Regions from separate parts of the Homo sapiens genome. Here all the other regions are linked to region 1. The links are chromatin contacts, found by Hi-C or POLR2A ChIA-PET in ENCODE. All regions are on one chromosome and are shown on one strand. Each heading gives the region's core, a stretch centred on a gene start or an enhancer-like site at or near the end of the contact. The rest is flanking DNA. Distances are from core to core; before and after follow the strand shown.

The links. A loop is a pair of places that touch in the nucleus more often than their neighbours do. ChIA-PET counts read pairs that join two places held with the same protein, here RNA polymerase II (POLR2A). Pooled maps may share reads with other maps.
Region 2: a loop to region 1 is called in a pooled map, with 4 times the contacts of the local background. The contact joins the promoter of ZNF709 here to the promoter of ZNF653 in region 1. A Hi-C loop is called at or near these places in 4 of 50 pooled maps.
Region 3: a loop to region 1 is called in a map of CD8-positive, alpha-beta T cell, with 4 times the contacts of the local background. The contact joins the promoter of CARM1 here to the promoter of ZNF653 in region 1. A Hi-C loop is called at or near these places in 2 of 168 maps with a recorded cell type or tissue (CD8-positive, alpha-beta T cell and naive thymus-derived CD4-positive, alpha-beta T cell), 7 of 37 single-sample maps with no recorded cell type and 18 of 50 pooled maps.
Region 4: a map with no recorded cell type shows a loop between it and region 1 (18-fold over the local background). The contact joins the promoter of SMARCA4 here to the promoter of ZNF653 in region 1. A Hi-C loop is called at or near these places in 3 of 37 single-sample maps with no recorded cell type and 11 of 50 pooled maps. POLR2A ChIA-PET finds 5 or more read pairs at or near these places in 1 of 52 experiments (H1).

What each region holds. Positions count from the first base shown.
Region 1 is chr19:11,504,564-11,507,126 of GRCh38, reverse strand. ZNF653 (zinc finger protein 653) reads left to right here and starts at 1,288. Exons shown (of 9, transcript NM_138783.4): 1 at 1,288-1,639. The coding sequence starts at 1,341. ECSIT (ECSIT signaling integrator) reads left to right here. Exons shown (of 8, transcript NM_016581.5): 8 at 699-1,198. The coding sequence ends at 943. RefSeq lists silencers at 1,093-1,142, 1,303-1,972 and an enhancer at 2,123-2,192.
Region 2 is chr19:12,483,523-12,486,085 of GRCh38, reverse strand. It overlaps ZNF709 (zinc finger protein 709), which reads left to right and starts at 1,270. Exons shown (of 4, transcript NM_152601.4): 1 at 1,270-1,431. The coding sequence starts at 1,429.
Region 3 is chr19:10,870,256-10,872,818 of GRCh38, reverse strand. It overlaps CARM1 (coactivator associated arginine methyltransferase 1), which reads right to left and starts at 1,266. Exons shown (of 16, transcript NM_199141.2): 1 at 897-1,266. The coding sequence starts at 1,116. RefSeq lists silencers at 737-946, 1,037-1,086, 1,217-2,006.
Region 4 is chr19:10,959,745-10,962,307 of GRCh38, reverse strand. It overlaps SMARCA4 (SWI/SNF related BAF chromatin remodeling complex subunit ATPase 4), which reads right to left and starts at 1,278. Exons shown (of 35, transcript NM_003072.5): 1 at 1,134-1,278. RefSeq lists silencers at 911-970, 1,021-1,080, 1,131-1,550.

The DNA of each region.
Region 1 (2,563 bases), core at 39-2,538:
ACCTGAGGTCACCCAGCCCTGTTGGCCCTTGTTCATTCCCTCCCTCCTACAACTCTGTGCTGGCTACTGGGTGTCACCAGGACAAACCTAGTCCCTCGAGTCAGCAAGGGAACAGGCAAATTACACTTTGGGGAGCTTAGGAGAGGAGCATGCCTTGAGTGGGGGGTCAGGAGGCCTTCCTGGCAGAATACAGAAAAACCAGGAGTCATCGCCCGGGTGAAGTGTGGAGTGGGCAGCCTAGGCAGCGGGGCTAGCTTGTGCAAAGGTTTGGAGGCACAAGAAAGTGGAAGGAAGCCGGGCACAGTGGCTCACGCCTGTAATCCCAGCACTCTGGGAGGCTGAGGCGGGTAGATCATTTGAGGTCAGGAATTCGAGACCAGCCTGGCCAACATGGTGAAACCCCATCTCTACTAAAAATTTAAAAATTAGCCCGGCGTGGTGCTGTGCACCTGTAATCCCAGCTCCTCGGGAGGCCGAGGCAGGAGAATCACTTGAACCTGGGAGGCGGATGTTGCAGTGAGCCGAGATCTCGCCACTGCACTCCAGCCTGGGTGACACAGCGAGACTCCGTCTCAAAAAAAAAAAAAAAAAAAAAAAGGAAGTGGAAGGGAGTGTAAAATACCTCAAAAAGGTGTAGGCATGGGTTAGCCGCTGCAGCCCCCACTGTGCAAACCTTAAGGGTGCATGTCTTCCAACAGTGGAGGAAGGCCCTGTCTTCGCCATGTGCATGGCGGGTGCTCATGACCAGGCGACGATGGCTAAGTGGATCCAGGGCCTGCAGGAGACCAACCCAACCCTGGCCCAGATCCCCGTGGTCTTCCGCCTCGCCGGGTCCACCCGGGAGCTCCAGACATCCTCTGCAGGGCTGGAGGAGCCGCCCCTGCCCGAGGACCACCAGGAAGAAGACGACAACCTGCAGCGACAGCAGCAGGGCCAGAGCTAGTCTGAGCCGGCGCGAGGGCACGGGCTGTGGCCCGAGGAGGCGGTGGACTGAAGGCATGAGATGCCCTTTGAGTGTACAGCAAATCAATGTTTTCCTGCTTGGGGCTCTCTTCCCTCATCTCTAGCAGTATGGCATCCCCTCCCCAGGATCTCGGGCTGCCAGCGATGGGCAGGCGAGACCCCTCCAGAATCTGCAGGCGCCTCTGGTTCTCCGAATTCAAATAAAAAGGGGCGGGAGCGCTGTTGGTTGTGCGCATGCGCAGTTTCCATTCTTGGTCTCCTTTTGGCGCCCTGGGGCAGCGAGAGACCGTGAGAAATTTCTCGGCGGCGCCGAAGATGCGCGCCACTTCCGGTCTGGCTCCTAACAACGGGGGAGGCTGGTAACCAGGGTGGGGGGGATGGCGGAGCGGGCGCTAGAGCCCGAGGCGGAGGCGGAGGCTGAGGCGGGCGCGGGCGGGGAGGCAGCAGCCGAGGAGGGCGCAGCGGGCCGAAAGGCGCGGGGCCGGCCGCGACTCACGGAGTCGGACCGGGCCCGGCGACGGCTCGAGTCCCGGAAGAAGTACGACGTGCGGCGCGTGTACCTGGGCGAGGCGCACGGGCCCTGGGTGGACCTGCGGCGCCGCAGCGGCTGGAGCGACGCCAAGCTCGCCGCCTACCTCATCTCTCTGGAGCGCGGCCAGCGGAGCGGCCGCCACGGGTGAGGGGGCCTGGCCCCGAGGGAGGGAGGGAGGAGACGCCCCCAGACCCCGCCGGGCTTTACCCCGCCCCCTCCGCTTCTAGGGCCAGCCCCCGGCACCTGCGGACCCCGCCCAGGAGCCGGGCCGGCGGCCTGGGTCTCGTACTGCCTGGCCGGGACGCGCCTGGCTCGTGGCCCCGCCTCCCATCGTTCCGACTGCCCAATCCTAGGGTGCACCCAGCCCCTCGACCCGCCTTCTGAGCGCTTGGCCCCGCCCGCTAGAACTCTGGCGGCCCAATCCTGGGACTGGCCCCACCTCCAGGCCTTGTAACTAACCAGGCCCTGGGGGGGCAGCCCCGCCCCCTCACCGGTCTCATCCTCCCCCGCTTAGTTCCCCACCTGGCCTGGGACTCTGGACACCCTGGGGCACTCAGCCCTGCCCTTCTTGAAGTTCTGGTGCCCCATCTGGGACTCCGTATGGCCCCATTCCCACAACCCTAGATCCAACACATCCGGGGGACCCTTCACAACCTGGACTGCACTCCCCTAAACCTATTTCTGTGAAGCAACTCAGCCCAGGGAGACTCGGATGAAGAGGAAACCCCTAGTTAGCTTGGCAGGTGGAGGGCAGAGAGGCCTGTCTTTGTAAATTCTCAGTCTTGAGAAGGAGCAGTGTGGATGGAGTTTTTCCCTTCCTGCCTTATATGTTGATGTGATGATTGAGTTAAAATAGGCAAAGAGCTTAGAAGAGTGCCTGGCAGGTAGTGGGTTCCCTAAGTATTAACTTTTACGAGGATGACGTTTATTCCGTATCACAAGCAGTGCCGCAAGGAAATCCTTGTTCTGCCCTGGTTTTCAGGTACACATGTTCTCATGTTTCTCTGGGGGGAGATTCTGAGAGTCAAGAATCAAACAGATCCTGCTAAGTTATACCCACCCCTTTCC
Region 2 (2,563 bases), core at 21-2,520, 980 kb before region 1:
ATTTACATAATCTTTTGTGGTTTTTTAAATAATCTCAGTGAAAATGGAATTAATTGCCTTATCGATATCATAGCCATTTACATTTCAAAATTCTCTAGGGGCTGGGTGCAGTGGCTCATGCCTGTAATCCTAACACTTTGGGAGGCTGAGGCCAGCAGATCACTTGAGCCCAGGAGTTCAAGATCAGCCTGGGTGAGATAGTGAGATGCTGTTTCTACAAAATAAAAATAAAAAGAAAGAAAGAAATTAGTCAAGCATGGTGGCACGTGCCTGAGGTTCCAGCTACTCAGGTGGCTGAGGTGGGAGGATTGCTTGAGCCCAGAAGGTCGAGGCTGCAGGGGGCTCTGATTGCACCACTGCATTCCAGCCTGAGGGACAAAGAAGGGCCCTGTCTCAAAAACAAAAACCACAAACCAAACAAACATAAAGGATCCACAAAAGTTCTCTAGGGACATAGTCAAAAACTGGTCCGAAATAAATATCCTTCCAGTGTTCAGTTTTACTGAACACATCTCATGGCTTTGGGTTTAACTGAATAATTCCTCACTGGGCACGGTGGTTCATGCCTGTAATCCCAACACTTTGGGAAGCCAAGGAGCATCACCTGAGCCCAGGAGTTCGAGACTAGCCTGTGCAACATAGTGAGACCACCCCACCACCGCCATCTCTACCGAAAAAAAAAAAAAAAGGAACTCCTTCTCTCAGACTAGGGCTGTGGGGTCCAAACTTCCCACTAGAGCAAAGTGTGGGGGGAGGGAAGGGATGGGTGACGGCCTAAACCCTGTCAGTTGTCAAAGATTAAAACGTAGTCACTCTTTGTTAGGTATGATGAGGTCACTCTGTCACTCTAAGTGTCTGTATTTGTAAACAAGAGTCAGAAATCCATGAATGGCCTCGCAGCCTTATGCTAAGTCTGGGAGCGTCTGACCCTTCCGTTCTAGTCTGGCATGGCCCGGGCGTCCTTTTTCGCTGTGGACAAAGAGCCTTTTTCTGGAAACTGAGCCTGGAATTTCCTGCGCTGTGCACGCTTGTGTCTCCGCGCTCAGAAGGAGCTGCAGGAAGACACCAGTGCCCGACCCCGGGTACGTTAACAAATTCTGCTTAGACGCAAATATCCGTGGCAGGGGAACAGATTCCTGACCCCGGACGAATGCAGGTTGCTTAGAGACGCGACTTCCCTACTAGCTGTCACTCAGGCAACGAAGGCGGGTCCAAGAGTGCAATGTCCAATCAGGGGCGCCGCCGGGAAGGCGGGCGGAGGGGCGCTGCGCAAACGGCGAGGGCGTGGCTACCAGCCGCTGCGCTCCGCTCTGGGGTCTCCTCACCCCAGAAGGCCCTCAGGTGGAGGAAGGGCCTCAGGTGGAGGTAGGACCTGTGCTGGCCGCGGGAGAGGTAAACAGAACACCAGGACATCCCAGAGTCTGGGAAATGGTAAGTGTGCGGGGCTGGGGGTCTTGAGATGGGAGAGAGGGGCGGGTTGAAACCGGCCGGATCTGGCTGTGGTGGGACCCAGGCCTCCCCGCCGTTGTCTCCCGGGTCTGTGGACCCGAGTCCTCCTGGCGCAGCTCGGCCCTCGGTCTCTTTGGCCGCAGGATGGGGCTGGGCCGGCAGCCGGGACCCCGGACGTCTTGTCAAGTCCCTGCGCGGCGACTGCGGCCCCAGTCCCGGAGCCCTCTCTGGGCAGCTCCGAGCCCGCAGCCTCGCGTCTCCCCAGATTGTGCTGGGGCACGGGAGGGTCATGGAGGGAATCCCGTCTCGGTCGTGGGGTTCGTGCGTGGGAGGAGCAGTGTTGTGTGGGGTCCTCAGTCCCTCTTTTCTTCCCAAGGGAGGACTCGTTTCTCAAGGTTTCCAAGTGTATGGGAAGCCAGATCTCAAACCCACGACCGTGTCCTCCAGCCTGGCTCTTCCCAGAGCTGGGATTAAATCCCTAAATTTCTAGATCTCTTTCAAATGCCAATGTCTTCTCTCCAGTTCACAACGTCGTTATTTCAACCAGACGCAGTATTTTAATTATCCTTTTTGTACAGAGGAATGGATGGTTCTTTTAAAAAGATTTAACGTATGCTTTGGGGTATTTATATGAGAGGAAAACAGAGGAGAAGGACTTGAAGCTACCTCGTGTAAAATGCTTGTGCCTCTCTTGCCAGTATCTCTCCTGGGACCTGACATCCTATGGGAACTCCTTTGGGTTGAGTCTCCTTTTTGGAAACTTTTCTGGGAGATCTGTCCTTTCCAGCGCAGCACTTCCCCTCCCTGGGCTTATCACCTTGAAAAGATTTACTCACTTAATTGATTCTCAAAAAATGTAAAATATACGTAATTAGGAGACCTACAGCCCAGCCAACATGGCGAAACCCCGTCTCTACTAAAAATATAAAAAATTAGCCGGGCGTGGTGGTGCACATCTGTAATCACGGCTACTCAGGAGGCTGAGGCAGGAGAATCACTTGAACCCGGGAGGCAGAGGTTGCAGTTGAGATGAGATTGCGCCACTGCACTACAGCCTCGGCGACAGAGTGAGACTCTGTCTCAAAAAAATAAAAAAATAAAATAAAATAAACCT
Region 3 (2,563 bases), core at 17-2,516, 630 kb after region 1:
CAGAGTAGCAAAATGTGAACAAGGAATCAAAGAGAAGAGATAAGAAGGAGTAACAAGAAGAAGAATGAACTACAAAGACTGGGAGCGGGGGTGGGGGGTGCTGGCAAACGCATTTGTGATTTTCTTTTCCCCCCAGTGAAATGTCAGTTTTGAAAGCAGCTTCGGAAAATGTAACCAGCTTCTCACATCCCCCAAAAGAAGATGGGAGGAGGCTGTTAGCTCTTACTTCGAAGCCCGGCATCAGGAAGGGGCCCGTCCCGTCCACGTTTCCACGAGGAGCTCACCCTGCGGCTCCCACCGTCCCCGCATGGGCCCTCTCCCCAGATCCTGAAGTTTCCCATTCGGGGGTCCTGAACGCCACACCTCGCACAGCGGTGGAACTCGGTACTCGCGGGCGCCCCAGACCAGCAAACACTTTCCAACCGTCCTGAGCTATCCAGGGGGTCCCCAGAGGGATCCCGGGCCGCCCACGCCCCACCCTCCTCCCTGCAGAGGCGGCCACGCCCGCCCCCGAGACGCCCACCTCTCCCGCACCCCGGACCTCCCTCCCCCACGCTTAAGCCCACCACGCCTGGCGTCCTCCAAATTCCCCTTCCACTCAGAGCCCCCCACTTCCTGCTCACCCACCCCTCCCAAATCTCAGGCCCTTCACTCCCCATTTCGCGCTCCCTTGCTCACTCTGGGCACCTTGCCCCTCCGGCCACCACGCACGCCCTCTTTTCTCTGTCTGTCCCCTGGCACCGGCCCTCCACGGTCGCTCCCTGCAGGCCACCGGCTCAGTCCCGGGGACCCCACGCCAGGCCCCCGCGCTCAGGGCCCCTCCCCGCCGGCCCCCGCCCCGGGCCGGCCTCGTGAGCAGCCCCGGCCCTGCGCCTGCCCCGGGGCCCCGTACTCACGGCTGTAGAGGGCGATGCCCGCCGAGTCCGGGCCGGCGCGCACCTCGAGGCGCAGCGCCTGCTGCTCCGCGTGCCGCTGGATCTCGCCGTTCGCGTCGCCGATGGTGAGGAGGCGGGCGCCGGGGAACACCGACACGGTAGCGCAGGGCCCCGCGCCGCCCGGGACCGCCGACCCCGCGCCGCCCGCGCCCGGCCCCACCGCCGCCGCCGCCGCTGCCATCTTAGATCCGGCTCCAGGCCCCGCCGCCGCCGCCGCTGCGCCCGGGCCCAGGCCGCCGCCGCTGCCGCCGCCGCCGCCGCCGCCGCCGCCGCCGCCGCCGCCGCCGCCGCCGCTGCCGCTACCGCCGCCGCAGCCGCCGTGCAGGCCGAGGCCGAGCCGGGCAGCGCCGCCTGCCGGCCACGCGCCGCCTCGCCGCCGCCGCCGCCACCGTCGCCGCGGCCCGGCCCCGTGGCGCAGCGCCCTCTGCCGGCCGTCCTGGGCGCGGGGAGCTAGCGAGCGAACGAGAGGGCACCCCGTGGGGCGGGACCGGCTACGCCCCGCCCCGCGAGAACGGTCGCCGCTTTGTGAGGTGGCTCCACCGCCCGGGAACTGCGGGGCGGGAGGGTACGTCGGGGGCGGTGCTCGGGCGCGCGGGCACGCCCCTCGGAGGCCTGGGCCCCGCCCCCAGGCCGGCGCCTCATTAACGGCTGCTTTCGAGTGAGGCGGTGCGGGGACGGCGGGGGCGGTGCTCGGCCGCGTGGACACGCCCTGTACCCCGCCCCACACAAGCAGCCGCGCGTCGTGATGCGGCTTCCCTGCCCCGACCTGGACACGCCCCTGAGACTGGGCCCCACCCCCCCGGGCCCGCCCGGCTTTGTGAGGCAGCCCTCAGGGAGGCGTGGCCCAGCCGCGACGAGGCCCCGCCCCCGTGCCTGCCCGCGCCCTCCCACCCGGACTCGCTTTGTCAGCCGCCCCGCTCTGGGGAATGGGCGGGGGAAAGGGCGTGGCCAGCGCCCGGGCCTCGCCCCCAACCCTTCCCCCCACCGCCCCCGCACCGACGATTTCCGATGAGCCCTGGCCTCCAGGAGCAACCTGAGCCCGGTTGAAAGGACCCCTCCCCGACATTCGACCGCTCCTCCTCCCTTCCCCATCATCTCTGCCCACATTGCCTTCTTAATCCTTAATGTTTGACTGTCTCCTTTCGCACAAGATATCCTTTGACCCCCTCCTCTCTCAGCCCCTCCTCCAACGATGCTGAGTCCAGCCTGGCCCGGCGCAGGGCCCCTCTCCCGCCACACAAACCCGTCTTCTCTCTGCATCCCCCTTCATTTTGGGTGGCCCCATCTCTTTTGGGCGACCCAGTGAGCTTGGGCCACTTCCTAGCACTCCAGCTTTAACTCTTCCCTAGACCTCATTTACGCCTCATTCCTTTTTTTTTTTTTTTTTTTTCTTTGAGACGGAGTCTCGCTCTGTCTCCCAGGCTGGAGTGCAATGGCTCGATCTCAGCTCACCGCAACCTCCGCCTCCCGGGTTCAAGTGATTCTCCTGCCTCAGCCTCCCGAGTAGCTGGGACTACAGGCATGCTCTACCACGCCCAGCTAATTTTTTATTTTTAGTAGAGACGAGGTTTCACCATGTTGGTCAGGCTGGTCTTGAACTCCTGACTTCAGGTGATCCGCCCGCCTCG
Region 4 (2,563 bases), core at 29-2,528, 540 kb after region 1:
GCTGAACAATGAGGGAGATTGGACCAGACAATTACAATAGTGCTTCCCGCTTGCGAGGAACCATTTTACAGGCTTTCACCAATTCCATTTGGGAGATTACCCCCTTTCACAAAGGAGCTTTCACAAAGGAGGAAAACTAAGAGGTTCAGAGAGGTTAAGCCACTTCCCTAAAGTGACAGTGTGCTAAGTGACTGACAGCACCAGGAATCAAGCTTGAATGCAGCCTATCAATCCAAACTGAAAACTTGCTTCAAATTCCTGCGAAGCGGCTTTTCCGCTTATTCCCTTGCTACTTTCCCCAAGGAGTCACTGACCAAAAAAAAAAAAAAAAAAAATCAAGACTGGTATCTTCAAGATCGGGACAAAACACTCGCCCAAAAGGTCCACGTTGAAAATAAAAGCCTTAATCTGAAAAACCAATTGGGAAGGAGAAAAAAGGATGCAAAAGAAAAGCAATGCTTTTACACAGCAAAGGATTTCCTCCGTGCTCCCCTACTTGCCGCCGACCCCATCCCCAACCCCAATTCGGGCAAACATTTTGAAGTCACTAACTGCAAGGCATCGGGGGAGTCCTTTACCTTTCCTTGAAAATCTGGAATGACACGTTTTTAAGACAATTTGAGGTCGGCTAGCCCAAGGGGACCGCTAATGCCCGTGTCCGGCCGACGCCGGACATATCTGGAGGTTTGGCTGAGCCCCGATCGCAGCTTCGCCAAAAACGCAACATTCGGGTCGGACCCGTTACCACGCAGCCAGAAAAGCCCCAACGCCTGCCTATTGTTGCAGCCGCTGTAATTGGGAGGGCGACTGTAGGGGTGCCGGGCGAGGGGGGCGAGCTTTGTCCGGCGACCCCGGCGAGAGCGCGCGCGGAGAGGATCGCGCGGCCTCCACGCGGCCCGGGCCCCCCACCCACCCCGCCGCTCCGCGGGGGCCGCCGCTGCCACGGCCTCGCGACACTGTGGCCTTCCCCACGCGCGCGGCTGCCGGCTGGGCTTCTTGACCCTCGGGCGCCGCCGTACCCCGGCCCCGCACAGGGCGCGCCGGCAGCCCCCTCCCCCCTCGGCGCCCCGGCTCCATTCAAACCGCCCTCCCCGGCCCCGCGCCGCGCTGCCCCCGCGGCCCGCGTTCCTTACCAGGAGCCGCCGGCGCCGTCGACTTCCCGGCGCCTCCCCCGCCCCTCCGCGCGGGGCCGGGGGCAGAATGGGCGTCTCGCTTCTCTTCACGAAACAAAGAAGCCGCCGCCGCCGCCAAACGAGGGGAAGCCTCGCGCGCGCGCCCGCCCGCCTCGGCCACCGCCCCCCCTTCACACACACGCGCGCCACCCGCGCCCCCGCTGCGCGCGCGCTCGCCGGCTCCCCTCCCCCTCAGCACCGCGGCGGCCTCTCCAGCTTCCGCCGCCTGCCCGGCCTCGTGCGCGCGCCAGCCCGCCCTTCCGCTCCCGGCGCGCGTGCGCGCCCGTCCCTGGGCGGACGGGGGTGGGCGTGGCCCGGAGGAAGCACGCGCGTCCGATGCACCGCCCCACTCGGGCCGCGATGGCCCCGCGCCTGCGCACGCTTCGCCTTCTGCACGCCTCGCGTCTTGACGCCCCGGAGCATGCGCAGAGCGGACGCCACTGCGGCGGCGGTGGCGGCGGCCGCGGTGACGATGGGGCAACTGGAGAATGGGATCCCGGTGGCCGTGGGGTCCGTGGGGAAAGGAGGTCCCTGAGGCTCGGAAATAGGAACCCTGGACCGTAGGACGGGCCGCCTGGACCAAGACCGGGCAGTGGTTTCCCGCGGGCCAAGGGCGCGCCTGGGAACCGCTTTGATCCCTGACCTGGGGCGGCGAGGCCTATTTGGGGAGGCAAGGCGGGGCCCGACCGTGGCCGCCTTCTCTGCAAAACTTCCCAAGTGCCATTAATTAGCTTAGCAAATATTTATTGATCTGCTACTGTGTCCCAGCCGCCGTGGAGCCCTCGGTCTAGTGGGGAAGGAGGACAAGAAGCAAGATTAATAAGCAAAATAGTGCAGTATGAGAGGCCGGACTTGGTGGCTCACGCCTGTAATCCAGCACTTTGGGAGGCCGAGGCGGCCGGATCACCTGAGGTCGGGAGTTAGAAACGAGCCTGACCACCATGGTGAAACCCGTCTCTATTAAAAATACAAAAATTAGCCGGGCGCGGTAGCTCATGCCTGTAATCCCAGCACTTAGGGAGGCCTAGGCTGGTGGATCATGAGGTCAGGAGATGAGACTATCCTGGCTAACACGGTGAAACCCCGTCTTTACTAAAAATACAAAAAATTAGCCGGGCGTGGTGGCACACGCCTGTAGTCACAGCTACTCGGGAGGCTGAGGCAGGAGAATCGCTTGAGCCCAGGAGGTGGAGATTGTAGTGAGCCGAGATCGTACTATTGCACTCCAGCCTGGGCAACAAGAGTGAAATTCCGTCTCAAAAAAAATAAATAGTACAGTGTGAGGTGAACACTGGGAGGATCATGGACATTTTAAATAGGGCAGCCACGGAAGTCGTCGTTGCAAAGAACACGTTTGAATGCATACAGGCTGGTGGTGAAAGAGAGAAACC